2 separate regions of the Homo sapiens genome follow, and region 2 is linked to region 1. A link is a loop called in an ENCODE intact Hi-C map of the cell type or tissue named here. Cell type or tissue: MCF 10A. All regions are shown on one strand. Each heading gives the region's core, and the rest is flanking DNA. Links, peaks and the distances in the headings are about the cores only.

Region 1 (11,069 bases), core at 1,552-9,551:
GCCTGAACAACATACTAAGACTCTGTCTCTACAAAAAAGTTTCTTAAAAAATAACTGGGCATGGGCATGGTGGCACATGCCTGTAATTCTAGCTACATGGGAGGTTGATGCAGAAGGATCACTTGAGCCCAGGAATTTGAGGTTGCAGTGAGCTGTGATTGCACCGCTGCACTCCAGCCTGGGCAACAGAATGAGAGCCCCCAATTCTAACAAATGTAATATATATATCTTTGGAGTCAAAATGAATTTAATTTGATTAAATGCAAATGTAATCCTTCTGATTTATCCTTGTTTTTGGTCTAAGGTTTATTCCTGTTATAGTAACACAATGCCTCATATAACAGGCATGTCTTAGTCTGTTTTTGGTTGCTGTAACAGAATACCTGAGACTGGATAATCTATAAAGAAAAGAGGTTTGCAGTCAGAATGGCTATAATTAAAAAGTCAAAAAATACCGGGTGCTGCAAAGGGGAAAAAGGAATGCTTATACACTGTTGGTGGGAGGGTAAATTAGTTCAACCATTGTGGAAAGCAGTGTGGTGATTCCTCAAATTGCTAAAAACAGAACTACTGTTCAACCCAGCAATCCCATAACTGGGCATATACCCAAAGGAATATAAATCATTCTATCATAAAGGCACATGCACGTATATGTTCACTGCACCACTATTCACAATAGTGAATACATGGAATCAACCTAAATGTCCATCAATAATAGACTGGATAAAGAAAATGTGATATATATATGTATATATATACCATGGAATACTAGGCAGCCATAAAAAAGAATGAGATCATATCCTTTGCAGGATCATGGATGGAGCTGGAGGCCATTATCCTTAGCAAACTAATACAGGAACAGAAAACCAAATATCGCATATTCTCACTTATAAGTGGGAGCTAAATATTGAGAACACATGCACACATAGAGGGAAACAACATATGCTGGGGCCTACTGGAGGGTGGAGTGTGGGAGAAGGGAGAGGATCAGAAAAAATAACTAGTGGGTACTAGGCTTAATACCTGGGTGACAAAATAATCTGTACAACAAACCCCCATGACATGAGGTTACCTATATGACAAACCTGCACCTGTACCCCTTAACTTAATAAAAAGGAAGAATAATAAGAAGAAAGAGGAAGAAAGAGGAGGAAGAAGAAGAGGAGGAGGAGAGGAAGAAGAAGAGGAGGAGGAAGAGGAAAAGGAGGAGGAGGAAGAGGAGGAGGAGGAGAAAAGAGATGTGTTTTGGCTCATGTTTCTGGAAGCTGGGAAGTCTGAGATTGAAGAGCTGTGTCTGTTGAGGGCCTCATGGTGCTTCTTAACATGGTGGAAAAACAAGAGACCACATGACAAGAAAAGAAGCAAGAGTGAAACAAGAAAGCGGAACTCACCTTTATAATAACCCACTCTTGTGATAATAACGCTCCCTCCCATGAGAACTAACTCACTCTTGTGAGAATGGCATTAATCCCTTCATGAGAGTGGAACCCCTATGACTTAAACACCTCTTATGGACCCTACCACCTTTTAACACCATTACTTTAGGAATCAAATTTCAACATGTGCTTTGGAGGGAACAAACCACATCTAAACCATAGCAAAGCACTAAACAACAACAACAACAACAATGTTAGTTCCTTTTTTTCTAATCATACATCAGTTAAGCACACACATGTATATACATACTTGTCTAAAAAATATGAGGAAAAATTCTTAGGAAGTTCTGTGATTCCATTGTGAGTTTATACTGGTGTCATGTCAGCATTTGGCTCTGAATTTTCAAGAAACTGACCCGGGATCTCTTTGCTTCCTAAAATAGTTGTTTTGGGATCTGGCATGTATCTCCATTCATTATTCTGCAAAGAATCCCTGTAAAGATGGCTCCATTTAGAGCACAGCTCCTCAAACTTTAATGTGCACACAAACCACTCAAACTGATGCTCATCTACCATCTCTGCTTTGTGTTTCCCCTTGGCACTTATCTTCTAACATACTACGTATATAACCTACTCATCCTGTTTATTGTTTGCCTCCTCCACTAGAATGTAGACTTAATGAAGGCTGACATTTTGTCTGTGTCTCTGGTGACTCGCTCAAAGTAAGCACTCAGTGTCAGCACTCCAATACATATTTGTGGAATAAATGAATAAATACATAAATTCATCAAAGTAAGTTGCATTTGAAAGTATAATGAGTATTTGCTAGATATTAAGCATTGTGGGAGGTAGTTTGTGGAATCCCAAGACAAAATAACACTGGAAATACTTGGAGTCTGAAAACATGCTCAGACTAGATGCCTCTGCTATGTGACCTCTCCTGGCTCTCAGTGAATTTAAACAGGCTTGGTGCTATCAGTCATGCTCTTACATCATGAGAGCAGCTTACCTAGAAGCTTTGTACTCTTATACCTGAAATAAGGTCAGCTGAGGAGGGTAAGGTTTTACTAGTACTGTTTTAAATTTTAGGAAAAAAAAGTAAGCTCTCAATTCAGCCTTTCTTATTATAAATAAATCCAATCCCTGCCCCCCGCCCCCCCCCCCCCACAAAAAAAACACTGGGCAAAAACCAAAAACAAAACACTGGGCCCCTCCCTTCAGGAGTTGACAGGTTAGTGGGGAAGACAGACATGTATAAATAAATGTAATAAAGACAGAATTATCAAAACTCTGGTACAGATAGAAGCCGAATACTGTAAGAGCCCAAGGAATCAAGTCTGAATTGTGACTTGGGACAGCAAGGGGGTACTACATGAAGGTGGAAACATTTGAGCGATGGTAGAATTTTTACCGATGGGGATGAGGAAGAAATTTCACGGAAAGGGAACAACTGGAGCAGAGGCCTGGGGACATAAATATATTCTTAATGTTTTATTCAAGGGATAATAATCTCTATTGTAAATGACCTGTGGAGCACTGTGTGGACAATAAGTGAGAAAAGGTTAACTGGGACCTGATAGTATAGAAACATGAAAATCAGTCTTTCATATTAGGGTCTTCTACTGTAGCCACATATGAAAAAAAATACTTGCTCAGGCCCTGCATGAATTATGCATGTGTATTTGAAAAGCTCCCTAGGTGGTCCTGGTGGGAGCTAAGATGATGACTTAAAAGATGATGTGGAAGGCAGTGTGAGAAGTGAGATGACTGGAGGAGGGAGGAACTGGAGGCAAGGGATCTGGGTGGAAGATTTGCAAAACCAGGGGAGAGTTTGTGGAGAAAGAAGACAAATCCAGTTCAAGTTATTGGAGAGATTGGCAGCACTCTTATCTGCTAAATATTGAGGGTAACTCAAGATCCATAGGCTAGAAGCTAGGTTCAGTGATCCTTCCTCTTGCATTTCTGGCTCCATGAATTTCTCCTTTCTTTATTGGGAACATGTAACACAGATTCTAACTGGTCTTGGTATGTAGTATAACATAGTAATTAAGAAGCATGATATAAGGTCAAAGGACTTACCTTGCTCCATGACCTTGGGTAAGTCCTTACAGTTTCTAAGCCTCAATTTTCTCATCTGAAAAAAGGAAAAAATAAATATATTGAGAGGATTGAACATGCAAATACTTGGTTGAGTACCTAGCTGTGATAATCAAAGTTATGTATGCTCTGCTGCAGTAAGCATTAATCCCCAAATGCCTGTGGTTTTAGATGAGATTTATTTTTGAATCATGTTACTTGTCCACTGTGGATCAGCAGGGGGACTCTGCCCATTGTAGTTACTCAGGGACCCAGGCTGACAGAGTAGCTACCATCTTGAATATTGTTAGTACTTATGTCAAGGGGAAAGAGAACTCTGGAGGGTCTGGCACCAACAATTCAATGCTTGGTGCAGAACAGATACATGTCTGTAATCCCAGTATTCCGGAAGGCCTAAGCGGGAGGATTGCTTGAGGCCAGGAGTTCAAGATTAGCCTTGGAAACATAGTGAGACCCTGTCTCTACAAAGTTTAAAAAAGAAGAAGGAGGAGAAGAAGAGGGAGGAGAAGGAGGAGAAAAGAGATACATACCATCCCTGCTGACAACTTATTGGATATTGGCCAGGGCCAATCATATGGTCCTACCCACTACAGGAGGATTAAGAAGTGCAGTCCTACCATGTACTCAGTAGATGGGGGAGCCTGAAATATCTGGTAAGGCTTTATTACTACTATTTACTTATAAACTAAGATCTGCAATGTTAACTATCTTCCTTCCTGCACCTTGAGTCCTCTCCTTCCTGCCTCTTCCTTGAGTTCCCATTCCAGGGGGCCGCCGTCCAATAGCTCCTCTCACCTAACTGGCAACAGAGTCCTCACAGTGCCCTCTAGTGGCACCTAGAGCTACTTCATTAGCCCTTGGAGGGAACTTAATTCTGAGGCATCTGGAGCAAATTTACCCAGCAGGGCTGAATAACATTAATTGTCGAGTTTGCTTTACTTTGTAAGCCTCATAAAAGCATTCAGGATAAGCCCTTATGCCTTGAGACTACCCTTTCAGGAGCACTCTGTGGAATCTATCCTTCCTTTTTGGCAAGAATATCTAAACTTCAATAATTTAAAGGACCTAGATACAAAACCCAACATGTTTTCACTGTGTAGATGCTTTCTATTTTATAAACTCCCCTACTGTCTCCAACAACCTTTCCTTTCTCATAAACCATATAAATACTTATAGAGATAGAGCCAAAACCATTATGTAATTCCTGAAAGCCTATCTGCAAACTCAACTAGAATAATGATCCTTAATTATGAGAACAGAGAGGAGTTGCTTCTGAAGGAACCAAAATGTCATGTTCCCAGTCTTGTATTATGGCTTCCTAACTAGATTCCATGGACACCTGACCACAACAGTATTTTCATATAATTGATTTCCTTTGTAATTCCATGTATTGTATTTTATACATTTAAAAACTTTAATATGAGAAGAGGCCCAAAACTTCACCAGTCCGCTAGAGTCACTTGGCATCTTAAAGTTGTAAGATGGAAGTTGTATTTGCCAGTGTGAGGAAACATTTTAAATCTTGCCACAGGGTGGTGCTATTGCTTTAAGGGTAAGAAAGAGTAAGTCAGCAGGTTGAACAAGAATCTGTTACCTCCAAGAAGATTGAGAAACAGAGTGGTGATGTGGTCACAGAAACTTCGCAATAGTCTTAGTCTTAAGTGGTAGTTCCAAATTCCTAGCAGATAAAATGCAAATCCATTAACTAAGAAATTTTGGTCTAGTATATAAGATGTGGTTGGTAATGGGTTTTCCTATTTTAAAGTAGTATATAATACAAAAATTATATACCCCTCAATGTTCTGAGGAGCTATTAGCCAACCAATTACCTAAACATTCATTCTACACAAGATTAAAGATTTTCTTCAACACACAGGTGGGTGACTGTGGTATTGTTTCTCTCAACCGTGTTGTCAGAGTTTTATTTTTCCTGTTGGCTCCATTCTGGGTTTTTGTACGTAGACATCATACTTCACATATACTGAATTCCAGCAAGGTGTAATCATGATGAGATGCACACGGCAAGTTCAAAAGTAGAAGACACAACTCCTGAATAGGAACTGATAAATCAAATGATGAAAATTGCACAAAGAACCCAAGGAACAAACATAAAACAGAGTTGGTTATACTGGCAAAAGCAACATATACTTACAGATAAGACAACTTACTTCAAAACAATCTGGGGGAGAAGGTATAGTCAAAATAAGATGATTATGTGATAATTGTTAAAGCAGGGAGATAGGTAATTTGGAGTTCCTTATATAATCTTTTTTTATACATTTGAAGTTTTTCATTACAATAATTAACATATCCATAAAATAATATAATGTTAAAGGGTTGAATTTTTGGTGATCAATGAGTATATACCAAGCCCTTATTGGAAGGGAAGGAAGGATGAACACTGATGCAGAAGAGGTTGTAAGTCACAGAAAATGGATAAACTTCAGGAAGGTGTGATACTGAGTTGTGGTACTCAATCCCTATTTAGATTAAATTTTTTTTTTTTTGAGAAAAAGGTTTTGTAACTTTTTTCTTTTTTCTTTTTTAAATTATACTTAAAGTTCTAGGGCACATGTGCACAATGTGCAGGTTGTTACATATGTATACATGTGCCATGTTGGTGTGCTGCACCCATTAACTCGTCATTTACATTAGGTATATATCTCCTAATGCTATCCCTCCCCCCTCCCCCCACCCCACGACAGGTCCCAGTGTGTGATGTTCCCCACCCTGTGAACAAGTGTTCTCACTGTTCAATTCCCACTTATGAGTGGGAACATGTGGTGTTTGGTTTTCTGTCCTTGCAATAGTTTGCTCAGAATGGTGATTTCCAGCTTCATCCATGTCCCTGCAAAGGACACGAACTCATCCTTTTTTATGGCTGCATAGTATTCCATGGTGTATATGTGCCACATTTTCTTAATCCAGTCTATCATTGATGGGCATTTGGGTTGGTTCCAAGTCTTTGCTATTGTGACTAGTGCCACAATAAACATATGTGTGCATGTGTCTTTATAGCAGCATGATTTATAATCCTTTGGGTATATATCCAGTAACGGGATGGCTGGGTCAAATGGTATTTCTAGTTCTAGATCCTTATGGAATCGCCACACTGTCTTCCACAATGGTCGAATTAGTTTACAGTCCCACCAACAGTGTAAAAGTGTTCCTATTTCTCCACATCCTCTCCAGCACCTGTTGTTTCCTGACTTTTTAATGATCGCCATTCTAACTGAGATGGTATCTCATTGTGGTTTTGATTTGCATTTTTCTGATGGCCAGTGATGATGAGCATTTTTTCTTTTTTTCTTTATACCAATGAAAAGAAAAGTCTTATTTTTTTAGGTAAATTAGGTACAATAAAGGATCAGTATTACAAGCTTCTACAATGCTTGAAACACATCAAAATGTCCTTTATACATTTACATCTTTGTCTTTTTCCTCATTTTCCTAATTAAGCCATTAATTTTCTCAGTATTGCACGCAAACAGGATAAATAAATCAGTATCCAATTTTTTTCCTAAATTGCTGGTTTTCCTTTAGCATTATTTTCTATTCATTTTCCCTGTATTTGTCTTACCCTTCAGGAATATTACTTATTTAAAAGAACATTGAAGGCTAGTTTATGATGCTTACCATAATGTGTAACAATATTTATTTATTTATTATTTATTTATTTTTTATTTATTTTATTTTATTTTATTATTATTATACTTTAAGTTTTAGGGTACATGTGCACAATGTGCAGGTTAGTTACATATGTATACATGTGCCATGCTGGTGTGCTGCACCCATTAACTCATCATTTAGCATTAGGTATATCTCCTAATGCTATCCCTCCCCCCTCCCCCCACCCCGCAACAGTCCCCAGAGTGTGATGTTCCCCTTCCTGTGTCCATGTGTTCTCATTGTTCAATTCCCACCTATGAGTGAGAATATGCGGTGTTTGGTTTTTTGTTCTTGCGATAGTTTACTGAGAATGATGATTTCCAGTTTCATCCATGTCCCTACAAAGGACATGAACTCATCGTTTTTTATGGCTGCATAGTATTCCATGGTGTATATGTGCCACATTTTCTTAATCCAGTCTATCATTGTTGCACATTTGGGTTGGTTCCAAGTCTTTGCTATTGTGAATAGTGCCGCAATAAACATAAGTGTGCATGTGTCTTTATAGCAGCATGATTTATAGTCCTTTGGGTATATACCCAGAAATGGGATGACTGGGTCAAATGGTATTTCTAGTTCTAGATCCCTGAGGAATTGCCACACTGACTTCCACAATGGTTGAACTAGTTTACAGTCCCACCAACAGTATAAAAGTGTTCCTATTTCTCCACATCCTCTCCAGCACCTGTTGTTTCCTGACTTTTTAATGATTGCCATTCTAACAGGTGTGAGATGGTATCTCATTGTGGTTTTGATTTGCATTTCTCTGATGGCCAGTGATGGTGAGCATTTTTTCATGTGTTTTTTGGCTGCATAAATGTCTTCTTTTGAGAAGTGTCTGTTCATGTCCTTTACCCATTTTTTGATGGGGTTGTTTGTTTTTCATGTGTCTCTTGGCTGCATAAAAGTCTTCTTTTGAGAAGTGTCTGTTCATATCCTTTGCCCACTTTTTGATGGGGTTGTTTGATTTTTTCTTGTAAATTTGTTTAAGTTCTTTGTAGATTCTGGATATTAGCCGTTTGTCAGATGAGTAGATTGCAAAAACTTTCTCCCATTCTGTAGGTTGCCTGTTCACTCTGATGGTAGTTTCTTTTGTTGTGCAGAAGCTCTTCAGTTGAATTAGATCCCATTTGTCAATTTTGGCTTTTGTTGCCATTGCTTTTGGTGTTTTAGTCATGAAGTCCTCGCCCATGCCTATGTCCTGAATGGTATTGCCTAGGTTTTCTTCTAGGGTTTTTATGGTTTTAGGTCTAACATTTAAGTCTTTAATCCATCTTGAATTAATTTTTGTATAAGATGTAAGGAAGGGGTCCCATTTCAGTTTTCTACATATGGCTATCCAGTTTTCCCAGCACCATTTGTTAAATAGGGAATCATATCCCCATTTCTTGTTTTTGTCAGGTTTGTCAAAGATCAGATGGTTGTAGATGTGTGGTATTATTTCTGAGGGCTCTGTTCTGTTCCATTGGTCTATATGTCTGTTTTGGTACCAGTACCATGCTGTTTTGGTTACTGTAGCCTTGTAGTATAGTTTGAAGTCAGGTAGCGTGATGCCTCCAGCTTTGTTCTTTTGGCTTAGGATTGTCTTCGAAATGCAGGCTGTTTTTTGGTTCCATATGAAATTGAAAGTAGTTTTTTCCAATTTTGTGAAGAAAGTCATTGGTAGTTTGATGGGGATGGCATTGAATCTATAAATTACTTTTGGCAGTATGGCCATTTTCAGGATATTGATTCTTCCTATCCATGAACATGGAATGTTCTTCCATTTGTTTGTGTCCTCTTTTATTTCGTTGAGCAGTGTTTTCTAGTTCTTGAAGAGGTCCTTCACATCCCTTGTAAGTTGGATTCCTAGGTATTTTATTCTCTTTGAAGCAATTGTGAATGAGAGTTCACTCATGATTTGGCTCTCTGTTTGTCTGTTATTGGTGTAGAGGAATGCTTGTGATTTTTGCACATTGATTTTATATCCTGAGACTTTGCTGAAGTTGCTTATCAGCTTAAGGAGATTTTGGGCTGAGATGATGGGGTTTTCTAAATATACAATCATGTCATCTGCAAACAGGGACAATTTGACTTCCTCTTTTCCTAATTGAATACCCTTTATTTCTTTCTCCTGCCTGATTGCCCTGGCCAGAACTTCCAACACTATGTTGAATAGGAGTGGTGAGAGAGGGCATTCCTGTCTTGTGCCAGTTTTCAAAGGGAATGCTTCCAGTTTTTGTCCATTCAGTATGATATTGGCTGTGGGTTTGTCATAACTAGCTCTTATTATTTTGAGATACGTCCCATCAATATCTAGTTTATTGAGAGTTTTTAGCATGAAGGGCTGTTGAATTTTGTCAAAGGTCTTTTCTGCATCTATTGAGATAATCTTGTGGTTTTTGTCTTTGGTTCTGTTTATATGATGGATTACGTTTATTGATTTGTGTATGTTGAACGAGCCTTGCATCCCAGGGATGAAGCCGACTTGATCATGGTGGATAAGCTTTTTGATGTGCTGCTGTATTCGGTTTGCCAGTATTTTATTGAGGATTTTTGCATTGATGTTCATCAGGGATATTGGTCTAAAATTCTCTTTTTTTGTTGTGTCCCTACCAGGCTTTGGTATCAGGATGATGCTGGCCTCATAAAATGAGTTAGGGAGGATTCCCTCTTTTTCTATTGATTGGAATAGTTTCAGAAAGAATGTTACCAGCTCTTCTTTGTACCTCTGGTAGAATTCTGCTGTGAATCCATCTGGTCCTGGACTTTTTTTGGTTGGTAGGCTATTAATTATTGCCTCAATTTCAGAACCTGTTATTGGTCTATTCAGGGATTCAACTTCTTCCTGCTTTAGTCTTGGGAGGGTGTATGTGTCCAGGAATTTATCCATTTCCTCTAGATTTTCTGGTTTATTTGTGTAGAGGTGTTTATAGTATTTTCTGATGGTAGTTTGTATTTCTGTGGGATCAGTGGTGATATCCCCTTTAACATTTTTTATTGTGTCTATTTGATTCTTCTCTCTTTTCTTCTTTATTAGTCTTGCTACCAGTCTATCAATTTTGTTTATCTTTTCAAAAAACCAGCTCCTGGATTCATTGATTTTTTGAAGGGTTTTTTGTGTCTCTATCTCCTTCAGTTCTGCTCTGATCTTAGTTATTTCTTGCCTTCTGCTAGCTTTTGAATGTGTTTGCTCTTGTTTCTCTAGTTCTTTTAATTGTGATGTGAGGATGTCAATTTTAGATCTTTCTTGCTTTCTCTTGTGGGCATTTAGTGCTATAAATTTCCCTCTACACACTGCTTTAAATGTGTCCTAGAGATTCTGGTATGTTGTGTCTTTGTTCTCATTGGTTTAAAGAACATCTTTATTTCTGCCTTCATCTCGTTATGTAGCCAGTAGTCATTTAGGAGCAGGTTGTTCAGTTTCCATGTAGTTGAGTGGTTTTGAGTGAGTTTCTTAATCTTGAGTTCTAGCTTGATTGCACTGTGGTCTGAGAGACAGTTTGTTATAATTTCTGTTGTTTTGCATTTGCTGAGGAGTGCTTTACTTCCAACTATGTGGTCAATTTTGGAATAAGTGTGATGTGATACTGAGAAGAATGTATATTCTGTTGATATGGGGTGGCGAGTTCTGTAGATGTCTATTAGGTCCACTTGGTGCAGAGCTGAGTTCAATTCCTGGATACCCTTGTTAACTTTCTGTCTCGTTGATCTGTCTAATGTTGACAGTGGGGTGTTAAAGTCTCCCATTATTATTGTGTGGGAGTCTAAGTCTCTTTGTAGGTCTCTAAGGACTTGCTTTATGAATCTGGGTGCTCCTGTATTGGGTGCATATATATTCAGGATAGTTAGCTCTTCTTGTTGAATTGATCCCTTTACCATTATGTAATGGCCTTCTTTGTCTCTTTTGATCTTTGTTGGTTTAAAGTCTGTTTCATCAGAGACTAG
Region 2 (10,152 bases), core at 1,391-9,390, 610 kb after region 1:
CAGTCAGATACAGAAAACCTCTTACACACATACCAACAAGTATGCCAAGGAGATGACTGAAAACATGACCTGAGAGGTGCAGAAAAGTGACTTGAAAAGGTGGTCAATAAATTGATTCCAGATAGCATTGGAAAAGACAAAGAAAAGGCTTACCAGTCTATTTATCCTCTGCCTGATGTCCTGATTAGAAAAGTGAAAATGCATGCGGGGCGCAGTGGCTCACACCTGTAATCCCAGCACTTTGGGAGGCTGAGACGGGCGGATTACCAGGTCAGGATTTTGAGACCAGCCTGACCAACATGGTGAAACCCCATCTCTACTAAAAATAGAAAAATTAGCTAGGTGTGATGGCACGCCTGTAATCCCAGCTACGCAGGAGGCTGAAGCAGGAGAATCGCTTGAACCCGGGAGGCGGACATTGCAGTGAGCTGAGATAGCACCAGTGCACTCCAGCCTGGGCGACAGGGCAAGACTCCATCTCAAAAGAAAAGCGGCCCAAGTTTGAATTGGGAAAATTCATTGAGCTTCATGGTCAAGGCAGTAGTTCTGGAAAAGCTCCTGGGGACAAGACAGGTGCTAAAGTTGAATGAGCTGATAGATATGAACCACCAATTCAAGTATCTGTTTAAAATTCAGACTTTTAATAGTGACAAAAAGTCCTATTTGTAAACAAACAAACAAACAAACAAAAACCAGTTACTTGGCCTGGCACGGTGGCTCACGCCTGTAATCCCAGCACTTTGGGAGGCCAAGGCAGGCAGATCACCTGAGGTCAGGAGTTCAAGACCAGCTTGGCCAAGATGGTGAAACCTCGTCTCTACTAAAAATACAAAAATTAGCCAGGCGTGGTGGCAAGCGTCTGTAGTCCCAGCTACTCAGGAGGCTGAGACAGGAGAATGCTTGAACCTGGGAGGCGGAGGTTGCAGTGAGCCAAGATAGTGCCACTGCCCTCCAGCCTGGGCAACAGAGTGAGACTCCGTCTAAAACAAAACAAAACAAAAAACAGTTACTTGATATTAGTAAAATGCAATGAAGACCCTTACTGCTACTTACAGGTGAATGATCAAAGGTCATTCCTGAGATGTGAGTCTAACAAATGGGAGGGTTTTGGCCACCATAATGGAAACAGGGCTGTCCGTGAAGAGTGGGTCCAGGGTGTAGGAAGCTGACTAGCTCCAGAAAGGTGAGCTTGGGGGTTGGTGGGAGCATCGAAGGGGAAGGACAGAGCAGGCCAGTTGCTCCTGTGTGGTGGAGGTCAGAGGTCAGGTTGAGGGATCTGAGCTCCAGAGCTATCTCCAGGGGTTGGGTGAGGGGAAGTGAGTTAGCATACAGTGTTCAAGCAGGCTGTTTGGGAAAGGATTCAACCACACAGATCCAACCAAACCTTGAGGGTCACCTATACTTGAGCGAGAGCAAAGCTCCTTAAGGAAGCAAAGAAGTCTTGAGAGAGAGGAGGCAGGGCAGCATAGAGTCCTGGAGACCAAAGAGGAGAAAATGTCATAAATGGGGTGGGGACACTGTGACCAGACAACCCGGTGAGGTCAGAGGGAAGGGAAACAGGAAAAGACTGCATGGAATGTGTGCGCAGGAGATCCCTGTGACCTCTGAGGTAACAATTAACCCCAGGTCAGCCCATTTGTGCAAGGCTACAGAGTGAATGACAAGGAAGGAATGCACCCGATTCCAATCACTGCTTATGATGGCCAGTGATTAAAGATGGGAGGAAATCCCACAGTGGCTCAAGGGAACAGGAACAAGTTTTCAGAATGGTCAGACTTTGCCCCCCTTGTGGCATTGGGCAAAACACTTAAGTGGGTCACCTCACTGAGGCCTTTCCCTTCCACATGGAGTTTCCTGGCTTTGCTGGCCATGGTGGTGTAATCCAGCACTGCCTGGACAGAGCTTTACACCAACAGGTATCAGAGTCAATTCCAAAGTTCACTCAGTGACCAGCTTGTGAAAAGAGCAAATAAACCATGGGTGTTTTATCTCAAATGCCATTATCTCTGCAAAAATGACCTCTGGAATAGCACATAGAACATCCTCTATGCATTTTAGAAAGTGAGTGCATTGGATATAAAGACACTGCAATGGCCAGGCACAGTGGCTGACACCTGTAATCCCACCACTTTAGGAGGCCGAGGTGGGTAGATCACCTGAGGTCAGGAGTTCGAGACCAGCCTGGCCAATATGGTGAAACCCCTGTCTCTACAAAAATACAAAAAATTAGCTGGGCATGATGGCGGGTGTCCTTAATCTCAGCTACTCAGGAGGCTGAGATGGGAGAATTGCTCGAAACCGGGAGGCAGAGGTTGCAGTGAGCCAAGATCGTGCCATTGCATTCCAGCCTGGGCGACACAGCAAGACTCCATCTCAAAAAAAAAAAAAAGATACTGCAAGAAGACGAACAACTCATCCATACATTTGAAAATATTGAAGCCCAGACACATACAGCCTTCACAAAAAATGAAGAGGAAAAAAAGCCAAGTAGAGTCAAGATGAAACATATGCATGGGAGAAAAGAAGTAATTTTCCTTTACTCATCTTAGGGTCTCCAGCTGAGTCCCTGTAAACTAGTCTGGCAAAAGACAGATTAGCATGAGTAAAGCAAACAGAAGTTCACTAACTTGTGCATCTTGCATGTATACGTGGAAACACCCATATGAGTAACCCCAAGGGCTGGTTAGAACTGGGACTGATATAACATCTCAGACTAAACAGAAGAAAAGGAGTTTTGGGTTTCTGGGAATGGGGAGGCAAGTAGTGGGGAGATGACCAGAGAAAGTATAGTAAACAATGCTTGTTTAGTAAGATTTGTTCTGCAGATTTGAGTCAGTGCCTTTCCAATGGACAAGATTTGTTAAGAGTCTTCCTCTGGCTGGGTGCGGTGGCTGACGCCTGTAATCCCAGCACTTTGGGAGGCTGAGGCGGGCAGATCACGAGGTCAGGAGATCGAGACCATCCTGGCTAACACAGTGAAACCCCGTCTCTACTAAAATACAAAAAATTAGCCGGGTGTGGTGGCGGGCGCCTGTAGTCCCAGCTACTCGGGAGCCTGAGACAGAAAAATGGCGTGAACCTGGGAGGTGGAGCTTGCAGTGAGCCGAGATCGCGCCACTGCACTCCAGCCTGGGTGACAGAGCAAGGCTCTGTCTCAAAAAAAAGAAAAGCAGCAGCTCCCAAGAAGAGGAACAGACTCAGTCAGTTTCCAAAGGTCACTCTTTCATGCCGGGTGCAGTGGCTCACGCCTGTAATCCTAGCATTTTGGGAGGCTGACACAGGCAGATCACCTGAGGTCAGGAGTTCGATACCAGCCTGGCCAACATGGTGAAACCCTGTCTCTACTAAAAATACAAAAATCAGCTGGGCGTCGTGGCACGCACCTGTCGTCCCAGCTACTCGGGAGGCTGGGGCAGGAAAATCGCTTGAACCTGGGAGGCAGAGGTTGCAGTGAGCCTAGATCATGCCATTGCAGTCCAGCCTGGGCAACAAGAGCAAAACTCCATCTCAAAAAAAATAATAATATTTGTAAGCCAGGCCCAGTGGCTCAAGCCTGTAATCCCAACACTTTGGGGAGGCCATAGCAGGCAGATAGGTTGAGCCCAGGAGTTTAAGACCAGTCTGGGCAACATGGCAAAACCCTGTCTCTATTAAAAAAAGAAAGAAAGAAAGAAAAAAAAAGCAGTTGTGACTAGATAGCCTTTTCTCAAAGGTGGTTGCCCAGCCTCCTGAGTAGCTGGGACTATAGGTGCTTGGCACCATGATGGCTATTTTTATTTTATTTTATTTTTATTATTATTATTGAAATGGAGTCTTGCTCTGTCGCCCAGGCTGGAGTGCTGTGGCGCAGTCTCGGCTCACTGCAACCTCCACCTCCAGGGTTCAAGTGATTCTCCTGCCTCAGCCTCCGGAGTAGGTGGGATTACAGGCGCCTGCCACCGCACCCGGCTACTTTTTCTATTTTTAGTAGAGATGGGGTTTCACCATGTTGGCCTCGGCCTCCCAAAGTGCTGAGATTACAGGCATGAGCCACTGCGCCCAGCCTTATTATTATATTATAATTATATAAATATTATATTTTAATTATATTAATGTTATATTAATATTACATTGTATTTATATATAATATAAATATTATATTTAACAATATAAAATATACATTAGGTATTTTATTATTTTATTATAAAATAAAAAATAGCCGGCATGGTGGCAGGCACCTGTAGTCCCAGCTACTCAGGAGCCTGAGGCAAGAGGATTGCTTGAGCCCAAAAGTTGGAGGCTGCAATGAGCTACAAGCACATGTCACTGCACTGCAGCATGGGTGAGAGTGAGACCTGTCTGTAACAACAAAAAAAAGTTTTATAGCTCCCCTCTATATGAGACGGGGGTTTGTGGACTGGAGTTTTGTTAATTTATTTACCTACCCTTTATTTTAACATATATAAAAGTGCTTAGAACAGTGAATGCCTAGTGCATGTAAATACTATCAACTCTTATTATTATTCCCCTCTTCTACCTAGTAGAATTCTTTTAGTTTCGCCCTTGGCAATCGCGTTCCCAAACAGTATCCCTCAATTGCTGTTCCAACTGAGGCACTCAGAAGGATAGCTTGTTTTTGTGTTTTGGGTGGAAGTGGGGAGAGGGGAGAAGCCTTTGGTCTGATACAGGAAATCCCACCTGAATGCTGCCATCTAATGGTCACATTAAAAAATTAGATGCGCCCTAACAAACTAATCTAGTGTTTTCCCTCAGCAAAGAGCATTTTTTTTTAATACTTGAAGACTGTATTTTACTACCAATTTAATTTTTCTTTCTTCAGCAAAATCTGTTCATGAACCAAGTTCTCATGGAACTTAAGATTTTGTTTGATTCTTTCCAGGACCAGAAATTCCAAAATTATGCGGGAAAAATGGAAAAAAAAAATAACACTGCATGACAATGGACACTAAGTTCATAAAGAACTTCTTTTTAAAATGAGATATTATGAAAGAAATACCATGAAAAGAATAATCCTATGAGAACTGTTTTTAAGGACAGTAAATTTGAGCCTTGGGTCTTCATGATGGTACCACAGTTTATATAGAAAACTATGAATATACAAGACTCCAGGGGAAAAAAAGTCGGAATACATAATATTTAACATTGTGTATGACTAAAAATCTTTTGAGGGGAGCGGGAAAAGGACAGCCAACTGAATCTTTAAGAATACAGAAACTATGAAAAATTCCTGGGTCAAAGGGTGCTCCAAGTGGAACCACACTTTGTGGGGGGAAAAAACCCACAAGAAACTTCAGGTATTTTTTTTAAAGAAAAGAAAACAGTACTGAATAATTGCAGTCCCTTCCAAAAAGGAAATCTTAAGTTAAGGGGAAAAGATTTGAATAGCGTAAACGAGTCTGGCTCAGAAAGAAAACTGAACAACATATCCAAGATCTGTCCATAAAAGTAATGCCAGTCATCTTTATTTTTATTTATTTATTTATTTATTTATTTTGAGACGGAGTCTCGCTCTGTCACCCAGGCTGGAGTGCAGTAGCGCGATCTCAGCTCACTGCAAGCTCCGCCTCCCGTGTTCACGCCATTCTCCTGCCTCAGCCTCCCGAGTAGCTGGGACTACAGGTGCCTGCCAATGTGCCCGGCTAATTTTTTGTATTTTTAGTAGAGACGGGGTTTCACGGTGGTCTCGATCTCTTGACCTTGTGATCCGCCCGCCTCGGCCTCCCAAAGTGCTGGGATTACAGGCGTGAGCCACCGCGCCCGGCTGGTACATCTTTAATATTAAAGAAATGCACTATAAAAAAGTTCAGTCTCAGAATTGGTTTTTAAAAGCTCATTTGTGCTCCCTTGTATGTGCATAGTAAAGTTCCATGGGTTTGTTCACTTTCTAGTATTTCTCACTGACCAATTCCAAAGAAAAAGAGCAATTTAATACAGTGAACTGGCCACTGGCTGTTGCTATATAAGTGGTATACTGCTTCTCACTGGCTGTATCAAGGCTCATCTGGTTTGATTCACCTTTGCTTCGAAGTTCTTCTAAAGCTAACCTCACAGCCAGATACTTGGATAAGTAATCAACAGTGGTGTTACCAGAAGTCTTTATGTATCTTGTCTGTGCACTGTCATCTTTTTCCATAAGTGTGGGATGAGGCCTGAATATAATTCGATTTCACTAGCGCCATCCATTACTGGATCAATTTCCATTGCTGCATTGTTATTATCAAGCTCAAGCCCAGAATCATCAGTTGTTTTGGTTCATTTGTTACTAGGGCCTGCTTCATGATTGCTATGTGTGGAGGCATTACTACCGTGTGAACTGTCACCGTTATCTTCTGCTCCACTACCATTTTCAATCTATTGTTTCTTGCCTCGCTGCAGTTATCTTCAGTCCTTCTTCAATGCTGTGACTGAGTGCTTGCTGATTATTGTGCTTGCTGATCCTGACTAATACTCTCTCTTGATGAGCTTCATATTCATCACGACTTGGATAAATTTTGCTGATGAGTGCATCAAACTTTGGGTCTGGCCTTGGTGATCTTTTGGAAACTAGTTTTTTCCAACAGGTAAGACATTCTTTGTTGCCACTTCTAAGGGCTATGATGTTGCAGTCTGCACAGAAACGATGTAAAGACTCCTTTGTAGTCATGGTGTTCTTCAACATATCCAAACAAATTGGGCACATTAAATCACTGTGCAGACTTCGAGGTGAAACCACAATTTCTAAGCCATCTGTTATTGCCTTCTGTAAGAGAGTCACTGAGGTGTTCATTGTAACTCATATAAACTGAGTTCCCATGTTTTGCTTAATGGTTGAGTTCCTTTTGTCTGCACAGCCTGAGACATTGAGGCTCCCACCCCAGCCAGGGGCTCACTGGCCATGCAGGAGCGAGACTCGGGTAATCGGCTGCCGCGGCAGCTGGCACCGCCTTACAATATAGCGAGCCGCAAAGAGCATTTTAACACAAGCCTCCAGGGTTCCCGGACACCCCACTCTGTCCCCACGGATACCAAAATCTGCGCGTATCCGCGCATGTTCAAGTCCCTAATATATTCTGGTGCATATACTATGGTGTCAAATTTGTATGTAACCTATGTACATCCTTCCAAATATTCTAAATCTCTAGGTTATTTATAATACCTTAATACAATGTAAGTGCTATTTAAATGGTTGTTATACTGTGTTTTTTATTTGTATAATTTTTATTGTTGTATTATTGCTTTTTATTATTTGTTTTTTTCTGAACATTTTTGATCTGCAGTTGGTTGGATCTAGGATGTAAACTGCAAGTGTGGCAGGCCGACTGCACTGTTTTGTTACTAGAGGGAGTGAGAACACACCTGTGGACTTGAGCACCTTCCATTCACCAGTTGCTCCATGGGCATACTCTAATTCAGGTCTCCCCACAACCCTCTGAGTTAATATTTCTCTCCCCATTTTAAAGATGAGAAAATAAAGCCTAGACAGTTTAACTTGGCTTCTGTTTTGAAACTAGCTGAGAGATGAATTAGGCTTTGATCCATGTCTATCAGCTTCAACCTTCATGCTTTTTCTTCTGTACCCCAGTGCCTGTTAAATTTTGGAAATCCCAGAAACAGCCCACAAACTTGGGTTAATCTTAGAGATTTTGACAATGTCCTTTGAGAACCAGTGCACTACAGAAACACAAAACCCTTTGCATATTGTCATTGAATAAATTGTACCATTGAGACCTGAACCAAGAGTTTTAGATATGTAAGTTAGAAACAGTAGATACTAGGTGTAGTCGGTGCAAAAGTAATTGTGGTTTTTGACATTGAAAGTAGTGGCAGCTGGGTGCAGTGGCTCACGCCTGTAATCCCAGCACTTTGGGAGGCCGAGGTGGGCGGATCATCTGAGGTCGAGTTCGAGACCAGCCTGACCAACATGGAGAAACCCCCTCTCTACTAAAAATACAAAATTAGCTGGGCGTGGTGGCAGATGCCTGTAATCCCATCTACACGGGAGGCTGAGGCAGGAGAATCACTTGAACCAGGGAGGCAGCGGTTGCAGTGAGCGGAGATCGCACCACTGCACTCCAGCCTGACAACAGAGCGCGACTTTGTCTCAAAAAAAAAAAAATTTTAGCCAGGCGTGGTGGCAGGCGCCTATAATTCCAGCTACTTGGGAGGCTGAGGCAGGAGAATCTCTCGAACCCGGGAGACTGAGGTTATAGTGAGCTGAGATTGCACCACTGCACTCCAGCCTGGGTGACAAGAGCAAAACTCCATCTCAAAACAAAAACAAAAACAAACAAACAAAAAAATCTAATTTTAAAATAAGCTTGCTCTCAATGGTATTTTTTTTAAGTGGTAAAGAAAAGGAAACTAAAAAAATAACAAAAATCTCGAAGCTCCAGTCAATCTAAAGTCCAATAACCTCTCTCTCTGTTTTTTTTTTTTTTTTTGAAACAGGGCTTTGCTTTGTTGCCCAGGCTGGAGTACAGCAATGCAATTCTGGCTCACCACAACCTCTGCCTCCAGGGCTCAAGCAACCCTCCTACCTCAGTCTCTGGAGTAGCTGGGACTACAGGCACACACCACCACACCTGGATAATTTTTGTTTTTGAGACGGAGTCTCACTCTGTCGTCCAGGCTGGAGTGCAGTGGTGCGATCTTGGCTCACCTCTGCCTCCCAAGTTCTGCCTCAGCCTCCAGAGTAGCTGGGATTACAGGCATGCACCATTACGCCTGGCTAATTTTTGTATTTTGAGTAGAGATGGGGTTTCACCATGTTGGCCAGGTTGGTCTTGAACTCCTGAGCTCAAGTGATCTGCCCACCTTGGCCTCCCAAAGTGCTAGGATTACAGGCGTGAGCCACCACTCTGGGCCATATGTTATCATCTTTTATTTAACCAGACTCAATATGGACATGTAGTTTATTTCAGATTTTTACCAATACAAGATAATGCAGGAATAAACAGCTGCATACATAAACCTAACACATATTTCTGTGTTCACATTCAGAGAAAAACAGCAGTGAAACAAAAAGTGGCTTTAATCAAAACGGTCTTGAAGAAAACCAAGCATACAGGAAAAGACTTAAGAGAAAAATAACAAATAATCAAGCAGACTAAGCAGGGCCAGACTTAGGTGGTGGGAGGTGGAGTTTGCAGTGAGCCAATATCACGCCACTGCACTCCAGCCTGAGTGACAGAGCGAGACTCTGTGTCAGAAAAAAAAGTAGACTAAGCAGTAAAGTTGCCCAATAATTAATCCTCTTGCCCTAAATGTTCCAATTAAAGTTACATTGACAGAAATTGTTTTCTCAGAGACTGGGCTCTGGCTCTTCCTGTGTGCCATCATGGCAAAGTTGGAAGGAATCAGGATGTAATACAAGAATGGCAAGCTCTCTTACTCTGTTTTGTGTTGTTATAACAGAATGCCACCGACTGGTAATTTATTTTAAAAAGAAATTTATTTATCACAGTTCTGGAGGCTGGAAAGTTTAATATCAAGGTGCCAGAATTTCGTGAGGGCCTTGTTGGATGGGCAAGAGATGGGAAGAGGAAGCGGTCTCAACTCTTTCTTTTTTTTTTTTGAGATGGAGTGTCTCTCTGTTGCCCAGGCTGGAGTGCAGAGGCACAATCTCGGCTCACTGCAACCTCTTCTTCCCGAGTTCAAGCAATTCTCCTGTCTCAGCCTCCCTAGTAGCTGGGACTACAGGCACATGCCACCATGCCTGGCTCTTTTGTATCTTCAGTAGAGACAGAGGTTTCACCATATTGGTCAGGCTGGTCTCGATCTCATGACCTCAGGTGATCCACCCGCCTCAGCCTCCCAAAGTACTGGGATTATAGGCATGAGCCACTGCGCCCAGCCCCAACTCATTTTTTTTTATCAGAAACCCACCTCCATGATAACTAACCCACTCCAGAGATAATGGCATCAATCCATTCATGAGAGTACAGCCCTCATGACATAATCACCTCTTATAGGCCCCAATTCTCAACACTGCCGGGCAAAGGAAATGATCAGAAATCCAAGTAATGTTTCCAGACAGGCTCGCAAATCTTAGGCAGAGCTAAGATTGAGGTGAAGCAGAGAGGCTAAACTAGACACGGTAGCCTGTAAAGTCTGGGCTGTGCAGTTGGGTAGATCAGCGTTGGAGTCTCAGATCTGCCAATTATAGGAATTATT

The links. Peaks named below come from ENCODE experiments on the same cell type or tissue, not always from the same donor. Only the 100,000 strongest peaks of a DNase experiment are listed, where the experiment ranks them.
Region 2: a loop joins it to region 1, with 5 times the contacts of the local background. A loop is called at or near these places in 3 of 110 quality-filtered maps.

What each region holds. Positions count from the first base shown.
Region 1 is chr9:6,050,396-6,061,464 of GRCh38, forward strand. No RefSeq gene overlaps it. Among named protein-coding and RNA genes, the nearest start is that of RANBP6, 40 kb to the left of the region's middle. In MCF 10A, for the core only: CTCF peaks have their summits at 4,323 (motif pointing left) and 5,002 (motif pointing right); DNase peaks (open chromatin) are centred at 4,286 and 5,036.
Region 2 is chr9:6,663,169-6,673,320 of GRCh38, forward strand. It overlaps the pseudogene RPS3AP54 and the pseudogene RNF2P1. Among named protein-coding and RNA genes, the nearest start is that of GLDC, 23 kb to the left of the region's middle. RefSeq lists an enhancer at 1,862-2,006 and a cis regulatory region at 1,928-1,941. In MCF 10A, for the core only: a CTCF peak has its summit at 4,685 (motif pointing left); a DNase peak (open chromatin) is centred at 4,673.